Regions from separate parts of the Homo sapiens genome. Here region 1 is linked to region 2. A link is a loop called in an ENCODE intact Hi-C map of the cell type or tissue named here. Cell type or tissue: transverse colon. All regions are shown on one strand. Links, peaks and the distances in the headings refer to the core of each region. The heading gives the core; the rest is flanking DNA.

What was found. Peaks named below come from ENCODE experiments on the same cell type or tissue, not always from the same donor. Only the 100,000 strongest peaks of a DNase experiment are listed, where the experiment ranks them.
Region 1: a loop joins it to region 2, with 11 times the contacts of the local background. A loop is called at or near these places in 1 of 110 quality-filtered maps.

Annotation. Positions count from the first base shown.
Region 1 is chr10:124,575,922-124,587,020 of GRCh38, reverse strand. The region is part of intron 6 of LHPP (phospholysine phosphohistidine inorganic pyrophosphate phosphatase); the gene reads right to left. Among named protein-coding and RNA genes, the nearest start is that of LHPP, 120 kb to the right of the region's middle. In transverse colon, for the core only: no CTCF peak of the experiment used is centred there; no DNase peak of the experiment used is centred there.
Region 2 is chr10:124,635,584-124,646,682 of GRCh38, reverse strand. The region is part of intron 4 of FAM53B (family with sequence similarity 53 member B); the gene reads left to right. Among named protein-coding and RNA genes, the nearest start is that of FAM53B-AS1, 63 kb to the left of the region's middle. RefSeq lists enhancers at 1,544-1,593, 3,856-4,593, 5,391-5,440, 6,072-6,811, 7,970-8,470. In transverse colon, for the core only: no CTCF peak of the experiment used is centred there; a DNase peak (open chromatin) is centred at 5,204; H3K27ac peaks cover 1,862 bases.

The DNA.
Region 1 (11,099 bases), core at 4,055-9,054, 61 kb after region 2:
CAAGCACTACAAATTAGGGCTTCCCCCACACCAGCCAGAAGGGGTTGTTTGTTACCTTTAAAATCCCCCAAGTTCATCTCAGTTAAAAAAAAATCCATGAGATGATTTCTATGCACACATATATAAATAATTCTGTGTTCACAGGTCCATGGCAAGGCAATTTTCAAGACAATGACAATAAAACCTAATTACTCTTAATCCAGGGAAGGTCTGTTTAAATGAGCAAAGCTTTAACTGCATAATTTTTTTGCGTAATTAAAACTGATCGTACAAAGAGGAGGTCCACAGGAGAGTTGTGGTCCTTCTCGCCTCGGGGCCTCTGTGCAGGCCACTTCCTGCCCTGGAAAGTCGTCTCCTCTCGGTCCACCTTTCTTTCAAGCCTCAGCTCAAATCTCACTTCCCCTGTGGAGCCTCCCTGGACCTGCACAGACACTGCTGGCTGTCCCTTCATGAAACAAATTCCAAGCTCGGCACAGCACTGTGTCCCCAGGCCCCTTTCCATTCTGTGCTGAGTTTGTGTCTTCCCCACAAATCTGGGAGGTCCTTCAGGGCAGGGGCCTGGCTCACTCATATTTGTAACTGACCATAGTCCATGCTGGATCACATGTTGGGGCAGGGCTATTTCCCCCTCCCAACTCCAGAAGGAAGAGGACTAGGGAACAGTTCCCATCTTTCTCTGCACCGGCCCCACCCCTTGAGGTGACTAACCTCATTGGTCTTCACCCCTCCTTCTCCCCACCTCTCATTTAGACAGAAAGGTGACAATGTAGGGACGCAGGGATCCATCTACAATGTGGAACAGCTGCTAGGGTGGGTGTGGGAGGGGCACGGTCCTTCAGGGTTCACCTGCTTCACTACCTGGGACCTTCAGCATGTTAGCCTTGAACCAGCCTAAGAAAAATTTCCTACACAATGTTGTTTTAGAAACATATCTAGGCCGGGTGTAGTGTGGCTCACGCCTGTAATCCCAGCACTTTGGGAGGTCAAGGCAGGCAGACCACTTGAGTTCAGGAGTTTGAGACCAGCCTGGCCAACATGGAAAACCCCGCCTCTACTAAAAATATAAAAATTAGCTGGGTGTGGTGGCACACAGCTATAGTCCCAGCTACTCCGGAGGCTGAGGCAGGAGAATCACTTAAACCCAGGCGGCAGAGGTTGCAGTGAGCCAAGATTGTGCCACTGCACTCCAGCCTGGACAGAGCAAGACTCTATCTCCAAAAAAAGAAAACACACACATCTAGCCAGGCACAGTGACATACTCCTATGGTCCCTGCTGCTCGGTCCCTGCTTGCTGCTCGGGAGGCTGAGGCAGAAGGATTACTTGAGCCCAGGAGTTTGAGGTCAGCCTGAGCAACACAGCAAGGCTCCTTATCTTTTCTTTTTTTTCTTTTTCTTTTTTTTTTTTAGAGATAGAGTCTCGTTCTGTCGCCCAGACTGGAGTGTGATGGCGCGATCTCAGCTCACTGCAACCTCCATCTCCTGGGTTCAAGCAATTCTCCTGCCTCAGCCTCCTGAGTAGCTGGGACTACAGGCGCCAGCCACCATGCCTGGCTAATTTTTTGTATTTTAGTAGAGTCGGGGTTTCACTGTGTTGCCCAGGCTGGTCTCAAACTCCTGAACTCAGGCAATCTGCCCGCCTCGGCCTCCCAAACTGCTGGGATTATAGGCACGAGCCACCGCTCCTGGCCTAAGTCTCCATTTCTTAAAAAAGAAAGAAAGAAAAAATCTAACAGGAATGCAGTCCCATTTATGGTAGCTCAAAAAGAATAAAATACTCAGTAGTAAATTTGACAACGGAAGTGCAAATTTTATATTTTAGCTTATATTGTTTGTATTATATTATAGTTTATATTGTGAACACTACAAAATACAAGTAAAGAATCCCTTATCCAAAATGCATGGGACCAAAAGTGTTTCAAATTTCTCTCTATATATATTTTTTGATTCTGGAATATTTGCATATACATGAGATATCTTGGGGATGGGACCCAAATCTAAACATAAAATTTGTGTTTCATATATGCTTAGACACATAGCCTGAGGGTAATTATACAAAATTTTAAATAATTTTGTGCATGAAACAAGGTTTTGATTGGGTTTTGACTGCGACCCATCGCGTGAGGACAGGGGTGGAATTTTCCACTGTTGCTGTCATGTTAGTGCTCAGAAAGTTTCAGGTTTTGGAGCATACCAGATTTCAGATTTTTGGATTAATGATACTTGTTAAAAGAAATTAAAGAAGATCTAAATAAACAGAAAAGCATCCCATGTTCATGGAGCAAAATACTTAATATTGTTAAGATGGCAACGCTCCCTGCTACGGTCTGAATGTCCCCCCAGAATTCATGTATTGAAACTAAACCAGCAACGTGATAGTATTTCGAGGTGGGGCCTTTAGGAGGTGATTCAGTCATGAGGGCTCTGCTCTCATGAACAGGATTAGCAATTTATAAATAAAAGAGCTGCTATGAACACTGTTCGTCCCTGTTTCTCCTTTCCCTCCTTCGCCACGTGAGGACAAACCAAGAGGCACCATCTTGAAAGCACAGAGTAGCACTCACCAGACACCAACCTACCAGTGCCTTGATATTGGAATTCCCAGCTCCAGAACCGTGAGGAAATAAATTGCTGTTCTTTTTCTTTTTTTTTTTTTTTTTGAGACAGAGTCTCGCTCTGTTGCCCAGGCTGGAATGCAATAGTGGATCATGGTTCACTGCTGCCTTGACCTCCTGGGCTCAAGTGATTCTCCCACCTCAGCCTCCTGAGTAGCTGAGACTACAGGTGCACGCCACCATGCCTAATTTTTTTTTTTTTCAGAGATGGGGTCTCCCTATGTTGCCCAAGCTAAATTTCTCTTATTTATAGATTACCCACTTTCAGGTATTTTGTTATAGCAGCACAAATGGACTAAGACACTCCCCAAATTGGGCTACGGATGTGACACAACCCCCTTCAGAATCCCAGCTGACTTATTTGTTGAAATTGACAAGCTGAATCTAAAATTCATATGGAATTATAAAGGACCCAGAATAGCCAAAATGATCTAGAAAAAGAAGTACAAAGTAGGAAGATTCATACTTCCTAATTTCAAAACTTACTACAAAGGAACAGTAATCATGTCAGTGATCAATGCAATAGAACTGTAAATCTGGAAATAAAACTTTGTGTGTATGGTTGCTTTAGTTTGAATATTTGTCCCCACCCAAATCTCACGTTGAATTGTAATCCTCCATGCTAGAGGTGGGGCATGGTGGGAGGTGTTTGGGTCATGGGGCAGATCTCTCAGGGCTTGGTGCCATATTTGCGATAGTGAGTAAGTTCTCATGAGATCTGGTCATTTAGAAGTATACGGCACCCCTACCACTCTTGCTCCCATTCTCGCCATGTGAGATGCCTACTCCTGCTTTGCCTTCCACTGTGATTGGAAGCTTCCTGAGGCTTCCCAGAAGCAGATGCTGCTTTACTTTCTGTGCAACCTACAGAACTGTAAGCCATTTAAGTTTCTTTTCTTATAAATTACCCAGGCTCAGGTATTTCTTTATAGCAGTGCAAGAACAGCCTACTACAATGGTCAACTGATTTTTGACAAGTGTGCCATGACCATTCAAAGGGGAAAGAATAGCCTTCAACAAATGCTGCTGGGACAACTGGATAGCACCATGCAAAAGAACAGAAGTTGTACCCTTACCTCACACCATATGCAAAAGTGAATTAACAATGTATCAAAAACCTATCTGTTACAGCTAAGAATATATAATTCTTAGGAGAAAACACAGGGGTAAATCTACATGGCTTCAGATTTATCAAAGGATTCTTAGATATGCCACCAAAACTATAAGCAACAAGAGAAAATAAAAGATCAAATGGACTTCATCAAAACTTTAAAAACTTTTATGCTTTAAAAAACAACATCAAGAAAATGAAAAGACAACCCACAAAATATGAGAAAATACAGTTGACCCTTAACAACTGGGTTTGAACTGCATGGGCCCACTTATATGCAGTTTTTCTTCTACCTCTGCCACCTTGAGACAGCAAGACCAACCCTCCTCTTCTTCCACCTCCTCAGCCTACTCACATCCTACTCAATGTGAAGACAATGAAGATAAAGACCTTCATGATGATTCACTTCTGCTTCATGAACAGTAAATATATTTTCTTCTTCTTTTTTTTTTTTGAATAGAGACAAGGTTTCACCATGTTGCCCAGGCTGGTCTTGAACTCCTGAGCTCAAGCAATCCACCTGCCTCGGCCTCCTAAAGTGCTGGGATTACAGGTGTGAGCCACCACACCCAGCCCCTTATGCTTTTCTTAAATTTTCTTTTCTCTGGCTTCCTTTATTGTAAGAATATAGGGTGTAATACATACACAAAATATGTGTTAACCAATTGTTTATGTTTTCAGTAAGTCTTCCAGTCAACAGCAGGGTATCTGTAGTTAAATTTTGGGGAAGTCAAAGGTATATACAGATTTTCTACTGCATAGGCAGCAAGCACCCTTAACTCCCATGTTATTCAAGGGTCAACTGTACCTGTAAATCATATATTTGATAAAGGCCTTATATCCAGAATATATAAACAACTCTTACAACTCAATGATAAAAAGGCAACTAATCCACTTTTAAAATGTGCAAAGGAGGCTAGATGTGGTGGCTCACACCTATAATCCCAACACTTTGAGGGGCCTAGCCAGGAGGATTGCTTGAGGCTAAGAGTTTGAGACCAGCTTGAGCAACATAGCAAGATCCCATCTCTATAAAAATAAAAATAAAAATTCACCAAGAATGGTGGTGCATACCTGTAGTCCTAGCTACTTGAGAGACTGAGGCAGAAGGATGGTTTGAGCCCAGGAGTTCAAGGTTGCAGTGAGCTGTGATTGTGCCACTGCACTCCAGCCTAGGTGACAGAGATCCTGACTTTAAAAAATATATATATAAATAGGCCAGGTGCGGTGGCTCACACCTGTAATCCCAGCACTTTGGGAGGCCAAGGTGGGTGGATCACGAGGTCAGGAGATCGAGACCATCCTGGCTAACATGGTGAAACCCCATCTCTACTAAAAAATACAAAAAATTAGCTGGGTGTGGTGGTGGGCACCTGTAGTCCCAGCTACTTGGGAGGCTGAGGCAGGAGAATGGCATGAACCCAGGAGGCGGAGCTTGCAGTAAGCCAAGATTGTGCCACTGCACTCCAGCCTGGCCGACAAAGCAGAATCTGTTTAAAAAGAAAAAATGTGTGTGTGTGTGTGTGTGTATATACATATATGTATGTATTAAAATTGTGCAAAAAATTTGAATAGACATTTCTCCAAGGAAGACATACAGGTGGCCAATAAGTACAAGAAAAGATGCCTGACATCACTAGTCATCATTGTAGGGAATTGCAAACCAAAATCTGAATGAGATAGTACTTCACCAGCCACTAGAATGGCTAGAATTAAACAGTCAGATAAGAAGCGTTGGTAAGGACATAGATAAATCAGCCCTCATACACTACTGGTGGGAATGTAAAATGGCATAAAATGGTGCAGCTGCTTTTGAATAGTCTGGCAATTCCTCAAGTGATTAAAAATAGATACCACGTGACCCAGCAATTCCACTCCTTAGGCATATATTCAAGAGAAATGAAGACCTATGTCCACACAAAAACTTGCCCATGAATCCTTATAGCAGCATTACTCACAATAGCCAAAGGCAGAAACAACCCAAATATACACTAACACAGGAATGAATAAATAACTGTGTTCTATCCATACAGTGGAGCATTATTCAGCCATAAAAAGAAATGAAGTCCTGATACATGCTACAACATGGATGAACCTTGAAAACACGCAGAGTAAAAGAAGACAGAAAAGGCCACATACTATATGACTCCATTCATAAAAAATATTTAGAACAGGGAAACCCACAAAGGCAGAAAGCAGATGAGTATTTGCTTAGGGTTACAGAGATGAGGAGGTAACTAAAGGGTACAAGGTTTATTTGGGGGTAATGAAAATAGCCGGGCATGGTGGCTTACGTCTGTAATCCCAGCACTTTGGGAGGCCAAGGCGGGTGGATCCCAAGACCCAAGATCAGGAGTTCAAAACCAGCCTGGCCAACATGGCGAAACCCCGTCTCTACTAAAAATACAAAAATTAGCTGGGTGTGGTGGCGGGTGCCTGTAATCCCAGCTACTCAGGAGGCTGAGGCAGGAGAAGTGCTTAAACCCAGGAGGCAGAGGTTGCAGTGAGCCAAGATTGTGCCATTGCACTCTAGCCTGGGTGACAACAGCAAGACTCCATCTCAAAAAAAAAAAAAAGAAAAAAAAAAAGAAAATGTTCTAAAATTGACTGATAGCGATGGTGTATGAATATAATAAAAACATTAATTATTCACTTTAGATGGGTAAATTGTATCATGTGAATTATGTCTCAATAAAGCTTTAAAGATACATTTAACAGGAACTGATAAATATGAAAAGCTGACATGACAGAGGTGGCATTATAAGTCAGTGAGAGAAAAGGTGGACTACTCAAAAGTGATAATGGAACAACTGTTATCCACATAGAAAATAAAATCAAATCCCTACCTCACACCATATACACAAGTCAAATTCAAGTAGATTTGGAACCTGAATGTGCAAAGCAAATCTTTAGAACTCCTGAAGGAGAATGTAGAATATCCTTCTTTCTAAGTATAACAAGGAGAGGGATGAATTTCTTAGACAAGATAGAAAATGCACAAACTACAACATCATGATTAATACATCTGATTATATTTTAATTTAAAACTGTGTCCCAATAAGAGGCCATAAACAAAGTGGAAAGACAAACCACAGACTGGGAGCAGATGTGTGCACCACATATAACTGACAAACGAGTGGGAGTGAAATGTATAAAGAATGGCTACAAATCAGTAACAAGCATTCCACAGTGAAGCTACAAAGGATATGAATAGGTAATTCACAAAAAGGAAGTTTCAATGGTCAAGGTCATCAAACATTTGAAGAAGTGCTCAAGCACAGTAATAATATAGAAAATGTGGATTATATTACAACAAAATACCATCATAGTCTTAAGAGAAGAAGTTTAAAAAAATCTCACAATACCAAGAACTGGCCAGGATGTGGGATAATGGGATTCTTTCCTACTGCTGGAGGGGACAGAAATGGCACGTCCACTTTGGAGTCATCAACAGCGTATATCTAATTAGTAAAACAGAACATACATGTTTGCTCCAGCGAGCTCTTCTGCATCAGAGCTTGCAAAACTTCCTGGACCACAGGAATCACTTAAGTATCTGTTAAAAGAAAGAAAAGATTCCTGGCTCCAAATATCAGACCCACCAGAGCAGACCTGGAAATATGTATATTTAACAAACTCCCCAAGGTGACCATATTACCCGGCAAGTTTGGAGAAAAATGCTCTGAAGAACACCTAGCACCATATTTGCACAAGGAGACACATCCAGAGCTGTTCACAGAAGTGTGATCTGTGATCATGAAAAAAACTGGAAACCGCCTACATGTCCATCATCAGGGGACTGGAATATAAATTGTGGGACAGCCATACATTGAAATGCTACAGCACAGTTCTGGCCTCCTTCCTGGCCAACACTGAAATGCTGATTTCCAGAGGCCGGCCAGGCCTCAGAATGAATAGGTGCTATGTAAGTTTTCCCCTGTTGGCGCCGTGTCCGCGAATATAGTTGAGGGGAAACTGGACGGCACTCAGTGCTGTGATTCTTCTGCCTTCCCCAGAGTTGACTGCCTCCCAGGCAGGACTGACTCAGACTGGCCAGCGCCCCGGTGGTGGGCTGCCTGCTCAGAGGGCGCTCAGAACGCTCGGCCCGGGAGATGTTCCTTAAAGAGGGGCTGTCCGTAAGCTCCTCTGGGGAATATGAGATACACACCCACTCTCAGCCCGTTACAACATGTATCTGCTTGCTGGTAACCGGGAAGACCTGCCTTAGAGCCACTTCGACGGGGAGACCCAGTGACTGTGCCTGGAACAGCCTCAGGGGAGTGTGCCAGCTTCAAGCAGCCAGAATTTCCCAGGCTTACACAGCGGACCCCCCCGTCCGTGCTATCCTGCCCCTGGGAATCCCTTCTGGCCCTCCAGGGAGGCCTGAGGCCTCTGAGCAGCCTAAGATGGGTGGAGCCAAAGCTAAAGCAGCACTCAGGGCTGTGAAGAGCTTTTTTCCACAGTCAGGACAAAATGTGCCAGGCACTGGCCCCATGCCCCCTAGGTGCTGGGCTGCACTGGATGGTGGGGGTGCAAGCGGGGAGGGCAGAGATGCTGCTCAGCCCCTGCTAGCTTCTGACGCGTGGCGCGGTGTAAGCCCTGCATCCAGCAACTGTGCCTATGTCCCCTCAGCTCTGTGCCACCACAGCACCTGCCACACACACAGTTACATCCTCCCTGAACCCTCTCCCTCCCACACTGGCCAAGGCAGGGTGAGATGTCACCCTCTGAGCTCCCCAACACCCTGTGCCTCCTGATCAGAGCCCGTCACACCAGTGGTAACCGTTTGCGTCCCGCCAGTCCTTCACAGCAGACGCTCCACCTCAGAGACACTCAAGAACCCCTGCTGAATAAATGAATGGATGAATGAGTGAGCAGATCGGAGAAGGACACGTGAGGGCCAGTGACACATCGGGCTCCGCAGAGGACCCCAAGCCATGCCTGTGGCCCTGTGGCTCACCTGTCAAGTGGGGACTCGCAGAGCCGCCCCTGAGGTGGTCACGGGGCGTGTGCTGAGCACAGAGCCAGCAGCCCCTGCACGGACTTGGTCTTCGTTCTACTCCCTTGCAAATGCCCTGGGAAGCAGGTCAAGGCTATCAGCAGGGAGCAACCTGTGAAGGCTTCCTGGAGGTGACAGCATGTGGTGGGGCCTAGGAAGGCAGTGGGAACTCCAAATGTGTCTATGGGAGGAAGAGCGACTCAGGTGTGTGCCTGACCACTGTCCTGGGGCTTGGTCCCAGTCAGGTTCTCGGCTGGGGCCACTCTAGCACACCTGGCATAGAGGAAGAGGTCCTTCCAGCCCTTGGAAAGCACAGTTAGAGGAAACCTGGGTGGCACTCCCAGGATGGGGCTGTGTGTGCTGCACCGAGGTGGGGACCAGTGTGGCCCCACCTCACCTCAGGTAGCTCAGAGCCTGGGGGCTGAGAGGTCACACAAGGAGCTGGAGTAGCTGAGTACAGTTGTGACGGGGCCACAAGATTCAAGTCCCAATGCTGCCAGAGTGGAGGAGGGGCAGCCCCAAGGAAGGCCTTCCCCTGGGGAGGGATAGGAAGGTGAAGGTATGTGCATATGTGTGCACACATATGCATGTGCATGCATGTGTATTTACACATGTGTGCATGTATGTGTGCACACATGTGTAGGATGGGGCAGAACTGGTCACTGCTTCACATCAGGGAAGGAGAGATGACCACAGGGTGACATTTCAAAATGAGGAAGGCAGGGCCAGGCCTCTAAGGTTACCTGGTGCTGGGTAAAGAGGGACCTGGCTGTCCACCTGCCTCAGAGCCTCAGATTCCCTGGGGAACCTGAAAGCCGGAGGTGTGTCCTCTGGAGAGTCTCAACTGACAGTTTATGCAGCTAATTAAGTTTTTTCTTTGGATCCATAAAATCTCAGGGTGGACTCATTCCAAGGGATGCCTTCCTTTAAAGAAAAGGTTAGATGGGAAAAGGCTGTATGGGTGGGCCAGGGGTGGGAGGTGACCCCTGTGCCCAGGAGGCTGGGGTGGACGCTGGGGATGGTCTAGTCTTGGGTTGGCTGGGCTTGGCTGAGCCACCCTGGCCTCGGCCATCAGACACACAGCCTGGCGGTCGGGAGCACAAGCTCAGGACCCATCAGCCTACCTGGCCCTTCTCCTGGTCCAGCACGGACCCACCTGAGCAGGCTATGGAACCTGTCTGGCCTCTGCTCTCCTAGCTCTGAAATGAGGATGACAATGGTACCTACTTTCTAGGGTCTGGAAAGACTGAGTATGCGCTCAGTAGACTCTATTATTCGGTTTCCTTATCCTCAAAATGCAAATTACAGTGCCTACTTTATTTCTGGGTCGTGGCTGTTGAGAGGGCGGAGCAATGTACCTGTGCACTCAGGATCATGGCGGGCCAAGTCCCCTTGACAGTGGCACATGGAGGCCTGGCTGTGGTCGGGTGCTCAGCAGCCCACCCACGGGCCCGGGCTGGATGAGGTATCGTGGGCTACGGAAGGACAGGTGCACGAGGGCAGGGCTTTGCACAAACACTAATGTGGTCTCCCCGTCTACAGGGCAGGTAACTCCTGCCCTAAAGAACCCCCCTCAGCCCCCCAGTACCCCCGCCCTCAGCTCTGCCTATCCCTCGCTCAGGGAAGGAGTTTTGTGTGTGCAGTGAGGAGACCTCTGTATCCCATATTACCAGCAGGCCTGGGGGCAGACCATGGAGGAGGGTCTGGGGGCGAGATATGGGGGAGTCTGGGGTAAGATATAGGGGTGGCAGCAAAGGGGGATCTGGGGGCAGGCCATGGAGGGGGGTCTGGGAACAGCATATGGTAGGGAGTGGGAGCAAGATATAGGGGTTCTGGAGGCAGGATGGATATGAGGGGGTCTGGGAGCAGCTCATGGAAAGGAGTCTGGGGGTGGGATATACGGGTACCGCAAGGGGGGTCCTGGGGGCAACCCCTGAAGTGGGGTCTGGCCCTGCTGCCACCCCAGCGCCCCCACATGCTGCCTCATACCCCACACTAGTACTTTATGTTCTGCCGGGTTGGTAATGGGTTTTTCTTTGAACACGTTTCTGGGAAAGCTGTATTCTCACTCCTGCCTGCCAGGTAGTTTTAACATGTGTGAGCACTCTATTAGGCAGTACAATTATAATCTCATGTGAAGTCACCCTCAGCAGCTGATCAAGCCCGGGGTGTTCAGTGAACACAGTGGTTAAGAAACCAGGTCTGAGAGCTCCGGACAATGCAGAAACGACCAATCCAGTGGGAACCCCCATTTCTTTCGGCTCATACCTTTCTCATGAAGCACTGATTAGTATGTATCACAGCAGGCCCCAAGGGATGTGAACGTTTTCAGGGGGCCACCAGGCTGCCCAGACCCCCGACCTGGCACCCAGGTCCT
Region 2 (11,099 bases), core at 2,222-7,221:
GGTCTCCCAGCAGCAGGAGGAGACTGGGCAAAAGAGCGTCACAGGGTGGCCATCTGAGCTGGAGGGCAGGGATACTGAGGGAGCCGTAAAGCCCTGCACCTATCGGGAACCTCGTCTCATGTATTCCAGAGGCTCCGGGCTGGGAGCAAAAAGACCAGGGAGGAAACAGAAGGCGCCGGCACAGCAATGGGAGGGCCTTGGCCTGTGGTAGATGGTAACAAAACGGTTCCGTTTGTTCTGGGATTCCTTACACGCTTGGCTGTAGAATGGCACGTTTCTCCTCCTCTCTCCTGTCAGGCATTAGAGGCCTGGGGAAGATGTTTGAGCCCATTGCGGGGCCAGAGCAGATACAGCCCATCTGTATTGAAGCCACGATGGAAACATTCTTGAAGGCACATAGCAAATGCCTAAAGAAAGCGAGCTGCACTCACACAGGCAATCAGAGGGAGAGACGCTGTGATGTGGAGTGACATGGGGCTTGTGGGTCTGTGGAGAGCTGTCCTTCATGGGAGGATCCCTGACTCCATCCGCTAGATGCTCATTGTTCCCCCTCCCGCAGTCATGACAAGTGGTCCTCAGCTGGGGGCAACATTGCTGTGGTCGAGAACCACTGACTGGAGTAAAAGGCCTTGACCTCCCTGGTGTCTGCAGTCCCTGAGGCCCTGTTACCTGTTTGGCCTCAGACAGGAAAGCTGATCCTTCTGAATTGGGCAGTGGCAAAGGAGACGCACCTTCTCGGTGCCCACTCAGCTCAAATGCCATGCAGTGTGGGGTGGAGCTGGGCGGCAGGGCATCCTGTTACCTGTAGACACAGAGGCCTGCTGCCCCCGGGACAGGCTGTTTACCCTTATTGGCCCCAGGTTTTCCATCCTGGCTATCCCTGAGTCCAAGTCCCTAGGAGCTGGGAAGGATGGTCACATGATGGTTTCCTGGCGCACTTCTGCCAGCTCCCGGGTGATGCTGGGGTCTCCTGAGCCCCTCGAATGAGGCCAGGCAAGCAGGCGTTATGCCAGACAGCCGCCAACAGTGTGCGTCGCTGCTTTCCATAAGAAAAGGCGCCTGAGACCCACTGCCAAAGCACAGAGCCATCTTGCCCATTAATCAGGATTTCAGGATTCTTGGAGTGATCTTAGCAACTGCCTGGCAAAATCCCTACTCAATTTACCCTCACCTGTCTGCCTTCAGCAGAGGCTGGGAAGGCTGTGGGTGGAATGGGGGTGGGGTGGGGAATGCTGCCGGCGTGGGCCCATCTTGGGCCCCTAGAGCCTGTCTCAGGGGCTGAGATTTTGCATCTCTCAGCAGGGCCTGAGGGGGCACTCTGAATTAGTGTTATTGTTATTATTGCTCTCAATGATTACTGTTCTCCATTTTCAATTTTAAAAAATTAAAGAGAAGAAGGGATTTTCCCAGTTACTGTGTTGAGGAAGAGGCTGAGAGAGCAGATAGGCGGTCTTACCACAGAATGGCGGTGATGGCAGGGCCCACTCTGCACCTGAGGCCTCCAGGGAGGGCCCGAGTTGCCCCGGCTACCCCATCCTATGCCGAGGGCTCCAGCCAGCTCCTTGTGGCCACAGGTACCCTGGGCCCTTGCTTGAGGCTAAACCTGGTCATGACTTTGCTGCGGTCCCCAAGGTGACCTCTGCTTGGCGCCCTTGCCTTGTGGCCTGGCTTCAGCCCTGCAGGTGACAGTCATGTGGCTCCTCCCCCTGGCATTCAGGGGGAGAGCAAGAGGCAGGCCCCTCAGAACTCTGGATGTGGAGGGGCCACCATCACCTACTTAGGGACAGATGTTCTTGCAGCACCGAGTCCTGCAGCAGAGGGACTGATGCGCCGTCCCCTTCCATCTCCCAGCCTACCTGTCAGAGCAGGCTCTGGCTGGAAAAGCCAGCCCAAATGGCCCTCTTCTGCCTCCCTCCCCCATGCCCATCCCTGCTGCCACCCCCAGGACCCATCTGCACTCTCGGGTTCCCTACCCACAGCCATGTGGGAAACTGACATCCCAAGCTTCTCTGAGCACCCCAGGAAGGTCACCTCTCAGGCCTCCCTCAGTGGCAAAACCCTTTGAGTGGTACATTTCTGAGCTGTTCCTGCCAGGAGGAAACCCTGGTAATTTGGAGAAGGGTTGCTGAGTGCCAGGCAGGTCAGCCAGAAGTGATGTGCATTTCACTGAAAGAACAGAGTTGCCACCCACATCTTCATTTCTAGGCTAGGAGCTGTCCTGGAATTCTAAAGGGAAGGAAGGAAGGAGGGCGGGCAGTGAGCAGCCCCAGCCCTGTCTCTGGGGGTTCTAATTGGCCTTTGCAGAGCCAAAGCTCCTAGGTTTGCTGGCAGAGGACGTGAAGGGGCTGTAGCCACTGGTAGTGCTATGAGTTGCGGTCTTAGCTGTCACTGGGTAAGGGCTGTGTGCCATGACTGTGCTAGCCCAGCTAACTCGGTGAGCTAGCTCTCCTTACCAGCATTTTCCAATTGAGGCAGGCTCGGTGGGGCCAAGTGACCAGGCGGTAGACAAATAGCTGCAAAGTGGCCAGGCCTGGGTACCCTCTTCCCCCAACTATAAGCAGCTCAAGGCCTGGTGGCTTGTGGCCCACCAGGTGCCCTGGGAGCAGGCACCGGGTGGTGAATTTACCCTGAGTCACATCTTCGTTGGAGCAAGGCCAGTTTTGCCCTTTCTTCCCGAGCAGGTGTGGAGGCCCCTGGCATGAGCAGGAAACACTAGAATGTTCCAGAGACCCAAGGGACCAGCCTTTTCTGGGGGCAGATGCCATGTACAGATGGGCATCTCCAACCTCTGGATGCCCTGTGTCTCTCTGAGGATGGGGCGGTGGTCAGAAAGGGCCCTGTCTTCCTAGCCTGCTGGCCGCTCCAGGAGCCGCCCAGCGTGCACCGCTGTGCCTCATCTTCTGAGCCTTCCATCCTCACTGCTCCTGGGGGCAGCCCTGTGGGGGAAATCACGTTTTTAATTAGCCTGGTTCGGGATGGCGGCTCTAAAGCTCCGGGCCGTGAATGCAGCCTCTTCGCCTTTGGAATCCGCTGCCAGTGGACACAATGTAGCTGTAGGAATGAAAACAAGAGAGAGAAAGGCCCACAGGCTCAGATTTTTAATTGGCACTGTCCTCCCAGCCCTGCACCCCCCCGCTGGCCCTCCCGGGGCTCTGTTTGGGCGGCCGGGCCCGGGCGACGAGTGATGGAGGCTTTCACAGCTTCAGACTGATTTAAGTGGACCTGTATAGATTCCTGCAGCCACGCTGAAAGAGCCAGGCGCAATCACCGCGCCGAGAAACCCTGGGAAATTTATCAGCCACCTGCGCGTCGTGAATAGGGAGAACTGCTGAGGGCCCTGCCGAGCCGCCTGGGCTTCAATGGCCCCACAGCCCAGCCTCACAGAAGAGATTTTTCTAAAGCTGCAATTAATTTTTTTCCCCTCAATCAATTGGAAGTTGCTTTCTTGCTTTCAGCTGGGTGAGTGTGATCCTTGATTCTGTGATTCTCCCTTAACCTGAGCGTTCCAACAATTGACGTTTCTCTCCAGAGACAGACAGCTTTATTTCCTGTCGGCCATCTAGGAAGAGACATTTTTGTTTGTGTTTTGTGTGTCCTTTTCGTGCTCTTTCTTTTCTTTCTTTAAGATCATCTCAAGCTAACAGTGAGAAAAAAGGCATATGTGAGCGATTCTGCCTCGACAGGTCCCACGATACCGTCAGGAATGTCCGTTTTTCTTGCTTTCATGAAAACACTGTGGGGTCTTACTTAGAGGAGACAGTGGTAGAGATGAAAGAAGGAAGGAGAGGAGTGCATGTAATGCGGAAAGGAGAAAGGCAGTCTTGCCGGACTGCCAGAGAGCCGTGTGCTGCAGCTTCAAGAGGTTTCTCCTAGACCGACCTCCACCCTGCAGGAACAGTTATGGGGACAATTCTTGGCTCCTATTTAATTTTACAATGAGAACCAATTCCACTGCATAAGAAGAGAAGGCCACCCTTTCTGCCTGGAGTCACTGTCTGAAAGCTTCTGTGATCGGCAGTTGCACGTGCCCCTGTGTCTCGGGGATCCTGACTCACGGGGATTTCAGGTTCCGTGTTCACTCAGGGACATTGCTGCCGAAGGATGGCAACCATTCTGGCTGCTGTGGCAGAGCGGGACACCTGCAAGCCAGCCTGAGCACCCATCTGCCTGTTGGGCCACCGGGCAGCTTCTGCAGATGGGAGTCATCAGGCTTGAGAAGGTGACATCTGGGCTATGCCGGGCTGCCCTTCTGTTTTGGTAGAGTCACTGCCTTCACTGCCCCACCCTTGAAACTGGCTTGCTTTTGTCACAACCACCGGAGAGGCGTTGGTGTGAGAGTGAGACCCGTCACTGTGGACGTGTTCACACGCATGGCGCTCTGGCTGTCCTCTCCTTCCCTGGAGCCCGTGCCTTTGTTAAGATCTCTAGGACCTGCTGGCATGGCAGCTTGCCCGTAAAGCCTCTCAGCAGGGAGGGCTACTGTTCTTGAGGGTGAGAGACAGAAGTGGCCGCCCTGTGGTCTGAGCCTGCCCGGCACAGCCACTGACTGCACTTGTGGTGACTGTCAGTTAGGGCTCCGATGGCTTATTCTTCCTCGAGGAACACTCACGTTCTCAGGGTGGGCATGTATGCACACGTGTATGCACGCACGCCATTTGTTCAGTTGTGTACCTGCTTTAGGCTTCCGGCTCTCCAGCTGGGTGACCTTAGCAGGTTCCTCAGCCTCTCTAGGCCTCTGTTTCCTCAACTATAAAATAGTATCACTGGCACAGGCCTCCTGGGGGTTCTGGAGGAACCAGCGAGTCGCGGTGTGCCAAGTTCCTTTCGCAGTGCCCAGCACATAGTTAGGATCTAGTTCATGGGACCTGTAAGTCTTATCAGTGCTTGCCGTCTTAATAAGACCCACCTGTTGACACCTGGGACCGAGGGTCAAGAAGGGGCTCCTCTCCTCTCTGGCTCCCAAGGAAGGGGCCTCTTGCAGGCACAGTGGATCCAGTGTGTTGGGGGTGGGTGGTGCTTTTCCCCTAAGGCCATGGTGGTTGCTCCCTCGAGGATTTTAGAATCTTATCTCTGAGTTCCCCGTGACTCTCGGCTCCTGTTTTCTAGTGAACATGGGCCTCAGTGATGACACATGGTTGTCTGGCAGTTCCTTTTTGTGGTAGCCACTTGCTGATAGAAGGAGAGGCACCTCCCCAGTGGGTTCTGTGCTTTCTCTGAAGCACCAGATGTTGGTGCCAGGACAGAGTTGGCTCATCTCCTAACTTGGGCTGAGCCAGTGATGGTCTCAGCCAGAGGCTGGGGCCCTGTCCTGAAGCTGGTCTTGGGGTAGTGTTCTCACTATTCCACCACAGCTCACACTTCCCATCTGCACTGGAAGGGTTACTGGGGGCTCAGAGTTAAACTGGCCCCAGCATTATTGGTCACTGTAGAAACTGCAACATGTTGAAGTGAATCCAACATATCGAGGAAGAGGTATGTGTGTGACGTGTGAGCATTTACCTTTAAGGGAAGGAACTGGATGAGAGCCAGTCGGGGTCCGTTGGAGGCTGCCCGGGACTCTGGACAGCCCCTGAGGGTGTCTGCTCTGGGCACTGTGCTGGTTTCTTCCTGTTTTGTCTTACTGGTTTTGTCTTCTGGGTGCTTTCAGCCTCTCCCACACACATCATTTGTCACCTAGGCGGGGTATGCTCCAGAGGAAAGTAAAATACCCACAGCCTTTGTCCCTTCCTCCCATCTGGCTGAGGGCTCTTCCTAGTGTGGGGTCAGCGGGGCGTGCCCTCTGCGGCCTTTGCCGGGCTGTTGCCTCACTCTGCTCTGCCGCAGCGGGGGCTGTCTTTTTCCTCCTCCTCTCTTCCTGCGCTCGGGGCTGTATTGCATGGTGGTCAGCGCCTGATCCCGGATTCAGACTGCTGGCACCTAGATCCTCCCCACTCACTCCCTGTGTGGCCTCACCAAACCTCTGATGACAGTAGCGCCCCCTCCCAAGGTTGAGGTGAGGGTTTAGTGGGGCGATCCCATGGAGCTCAGGGTAAATTCTTAGTAAACATTAGCTCTGCCATCATTCGAGGCTCTGCAGCTGCTAGGACACCAGAACGAACCTCCAGAAATGCCCTGCCTTTGTTCCCAGGACAAGACAAGATTCTAGGGGATGACGGACTGGTGGGATTCATGGCATCTCCACCTTTGGGTTGGTTTTCTGCACAGGAAGAAACACATGGATTTAAGAATGATTTAGGGTGGCTCCAAGCCCTGCACATTCTTCAGGGGCCATCTTGGTGTGCCCCCTACTCCCCTTGTTATCCCAGCCACTGCCTGCCCTTTTCTGGGCCAAGGCTTGGCTGCTCAGGAACACGATCCCTCCCCAACCTGCCGCGCAGAGCTGTGCAGGCTGAGGGTGCTGGCCGGAGAGGTGTGGAGGGCCTGAGGCTGTGCTGCTCCTCACACTCGCAGACAAGCCCACGGGGTGCACCTGAGAATGCACCTGTAGCAAGGTGCAGCCGTCAGGGCTCCCTGAATTGCCTTCTTTGCTGCTCCAGTTGGTGTGGTGGCTCTGCCCAAGGGCTTTCAGCCTTGTAGTTGGGAATTTTTACCAAGCAGCAGGCAAGGCTTGCTGGGGGTTCCTAGGGGTAGAAAGTGATTTTCTGCCATCCTGAATTCTGGTATTTTATGGTAGCAGTGAGGTGCAGCGTGGTGGTTAAGGGTGGGTGCAGGCTTTGAACAGACAGATCTGGATTTGAACCTGGCCCTGCCACTGCCTCTCGGTGGGAGTTTGCCCAAACCAACCTCTGTCTCTCCAGGTGTAAAAGGAGGCTGGCAGAGCCTGTCCCTTGTGCCTGGATGATGAGCTGATGGAGGTGAGAGGTCCCCCCATGCCCGCCCCAGGCATCTGTCTCCAGCACTTTCACTCAGACGCAGCTAGGCACTCTGGGATGCGGGCGCTGTGTTTGTATATTCTGCCAAGCATTTAAACAGTAATGAACAAAAGGGGAAAATATAGAAAGGGGGGGAAAAGCCTATCAGAAAATTCATAGTTATGTTGAGGTGTGTCCCTGGGAAAGTCAAAAGAACAGAGACCCACCCCGGCCAACCCTTCTGGAGCCTGAGTTGGGCCTCTGAGTGGGAGCCCCACCTGCCAAGCACCCTGGGCCTTGAGCTGGGTCTTCCCAGGACCCCTTCTGATCCAGCCTGCACAGCTGCCTCGAGAGGTCTGCCTCGTGATGCCCACCATGACCCGCCCAAGGCCACTCAGCTAGACAGAGCAGATTTTCTATTTCTGTGTCTGTTTGGTGGCAAACAGCATGCCCCGGGCTGCATGCCCACTGCTGAGGATGGGCCCTGTCCTCAGCCCTCTTGGGGATCTCCTGGCACCTCCAGTACTCTTTAAGGAAACATTTCCTGAGTGCCTGAACCTGGCACAGAATCCTGACCTCCTGCTGGGGTGGGTCTGGCCCGGTCCTGGTAGAAAATACAGAACCCAACCCCCCATGGCCCACCTCTGAATCCCTGTGGTCCAGAAGCCCTGAACTAGGGGCTCCCTGTCAGGTGTCACATTGGGTTAGAGAGACGGGACTTATATGGGCAAGAGGCTGAGCCACCCCAGGAAGGGTCCCTGGTGGGTAAGTCTGGGGTGAGTCTCCCCACATCTCCACCCAATAGCTAAGCCAGTATTTGGTTTGCCTCCAGGTGAGAAAAGCCTTAGCAAATGCAGTCTCCAGCAGGTCCTGTGGGGCTCAGGGAACACCAGGGCCCTACATATACTTTGTCCCCACCACTCACTTCTGGCGCTGCAGGTGGGGCCAGCTGAGCCCAGAGGAGCAGAATGTGCCCAGGAATGTCCTTCCACACCCACCACCAGCGGGCATGTCCATGGCCAGCTGCCCTGCTGGACGTGCTGGGATGTGCTGGCCAAGCCTTGCTGGTCTGCCACCTTGTCCTCGCCCCTGAAGGGCTCCAGTAGCCAGCGAGGGCCAGCATGGCCTCCCCCGCCCCAGCATGCCTGGGGTCTCTGCTTTCATGGACTGTTTGTGGGTGGGGTGAGGTGGTCAGTGGTCCTCCTTGTGCTGTGTCTGCCTGGGGCTGCTCGTGGGCAACGTGGGTCACTCCCTCTGTCGTGGTGCAGCTGGCACCATCAGGTGCTGTTCAAACCCCTCTGAGCCCCGAGCTGCTTGTGATCTCATTTCAACTCCATGCAGCCCCTCTAGGGCAGTTTTATTTCCCCATTTTACAGATGGGAAAAGAGAAACTCAGATTGCGTAACATGCCCAAGGAAGCACCGGTCCCAGTGTTTTGTTTTGTTTTGTTTTGTTTTTGAGGTGGAGTCTCTGTCACCCAGGCTGGAGTGCTGGAGTGCAGTGGTGCAATCTTGGCTCACTGCAAGCTCCGCCTCCCAGGTTCATGCCATTTTCCTGCCTCAGCCTCCCGAGTAGCTGGGACTACAGGCGCCCGCCACCACACCCTGCTAATTTTTTTGTGTTTTTTGTAGAGACGGGGTTTCACTGTGTTAGCCAGGATGGTCTCAATCTCCTGACCTCGTGATCCGCCTGCCTCAGCTTCCCAAAGTCCTGGGATTACAGGTGTGAGCCATGGCGCCAGGCCCGGTCCTAGTGTTGACAGGCAGGATCCCACCCCAAATGGATCATCATTTCAGTCCTTCATTCAGCCACCTGACCCTGTTTTTCCAGGCATCAGGGTTGCAGCCCACAGAGGCACTCAGACAGGGAGGGCCCACCAGCTCCTGGGTGCGGGGGGCTCCAGAATGGAGAGCGAAATTCCCTCTGCCTGCACAGAGAGGCTCCATGGAGGCTTTGATAGGGCTGGGGTGGCTGTTTCATTTCAGCTGGGCTATGCAATGGCAGGAAGAGTCTTTCGGGAGAGAGAGGTTTAGGAAGCGGGCGATCCTGGCCTATGGAGGGCACTCCATGGGAGGGGCTCCATGTGTCCAGGGGAGCCTGAGTAGGCAGGGAGGGTATGAGTGAGATTGGCCTGGAGATACCGGGCCTTTAGCCCTGGAGTGAGGTGTTTGCTTTTTATTCTGAGAGCTTGGGGAGGAAGGTGCTGGATCAGGTTTGAGACACATTGAGCTGAGAGGAGCGTGGGACATCAGCAGGGACATGCCCATTGGGTCTGGAGCTCAAGATGGGATCTGGCCTATGGTGGCCATTAGGGTGGTCAGCAGTACAGGTCTGAGTTGGATTTGGTGCCCGGTCGCAAGTTGCATCGAAGCTAGTCTCGGTGCAGTGGCTTTGCAGGGTAGGGCAGGGACACCCGGGGCTCAAGCCGAAGACCCTCATTGTGCAGATGGGCCCAGAGCAAGCAAGACTTCCCCAGGGCATGCCCAGCACAAGGCGGCTGGAGCCAAAGCCAGGCACCCACGTCCTGCCAGGTACGTCCTGGACCTGCGCTGCCTCATGGCATGTCTGGTTGTCTCCTGCCACCTGCGGACCCTGTGAGGCCCAGCACCAGCAAGGGTGACCCAGCCCCTGCTCAGAATGGAGGAGAGATGGAGGTCCCCAGAGGTGCATCTAGACCCCATTTCCAAGGGGGCCCTCTCGAGTGGGAGCAGGGAGCATTTTGTCAGAAAGGGCAGCCTCTGGAGGGTTGTGGTGACTGCTTGCTCCTGGAGTTTTCTGTGCTGAGGCCTCTTTGGGCAGATAAATCAGTTGTGTTTCTGCAGCGCTTGCCTGCCTTCTCCTTATGACTTCTGTTTTGATGTTGGGAGGAAAGAAGTCTCGCTCCCCCCAGATCGAGAGGAAGTCTAGCTGCACCTGACTCTGGGAACTCCGCCTCTGCATCTCTTCTGCTTGGTGGGTGTGAAAACACGGCCAGTGGGAGCGGGGCTCTGGCGTCACAGACATCAGAACTGCAGACACCTGGCCCAGGTGTCCGTGTTCTGTGTGTCCTGCGGCCACCGAGGCTGCTCACAGACATGAGAGGCCATTCCCCACCCAGAACCATTGGTGACAAACAGGCAGCCTCCTCTAACCTCCGCAGGATGGGGCCCGGCCTGGCAGCTGCCCCCAGTGGCCAACGTGGGCCTCTGTGGACAAGACAGGTGCAGCTAAGGCTGCAGGTGCAAAGCAATCCCAGGGTGGGCGGGCAGGGGGCCACCTGAACCTCTGTACAGCAAAACAGTGTTTTCCTGGGATCTCCCTCTTCCTGTTGTTCTGTGAAAGCACCTACCAGCCATGTGAAAAGCCACCCGGCTAACCACCCACATGCAGGCGTCTGGCACAGGGTGGCTCACTGGCCGTTCAGGGGTCGGCCCCTCCTGATGTTTGCATGTCCCCCTTGTGTGAAACTCAGATTTAATTTGGTGATTATTAAAGTGCAGGAACCTGGGGCTGGTAGAGGTTTTTTGTCCACAGATTTTGCAAAGTGCCGTTAAAAAAAAAAATTCATACGCTTTGTTGCTACCAATAAAGAGAAAAGGAAAGAAAAGAACTTTGGTAGAGAAACATCGAGAGATTTTAATATGGAGATGGGGTGGGAATTCGACCTTGGAAAACACAAGCGATCATGTGAATAGGATTTTGGCCTTTTCTAACTTAGTGTGTGCTCTGCTCTTAAGATAAATACACACACACAGAGATAGACATGGCATTTCATTTTCGGACAGTACATTCACGTGTTCGAAAATTAAAACAACATACAGAGTAAACTCTTGCCCCATCTCTCCCATCTCCCATGCCCTCAGATGGACCGCTAGTTTCTTGTGCTCCTTTTTACAATATAAGCAAATAGGAATTTCAATTCTTATTATAACAGAGGAGATAATAGCATGCAATACATACCTTGCTGTATCTTGTTCTCTTGAATAGTAAACCCTGGAGGTGTTCTCATGCCCTTTTTTTTGGCTGCACGGTGTTCCACTGCACAGATGTACCCACTTTGTGGGGTCCCCTGCCGACTCCTCCGGGCTGCTTCAGCTGTGAATTTCACGTGCATGAGTCCCTTTGGGCATGGGAGATCCGTCTTCTGCAGGGTCCGTTCCCATTGGGATTGCTTGGTCACACGTCGTGTGCCTTTGGCCTCTTGGAGGATGTCGCCAGGTTAACGCTGTAGGAGCCCTTCCTCCCTGCATCTCAGAGGGCCACGTTCAG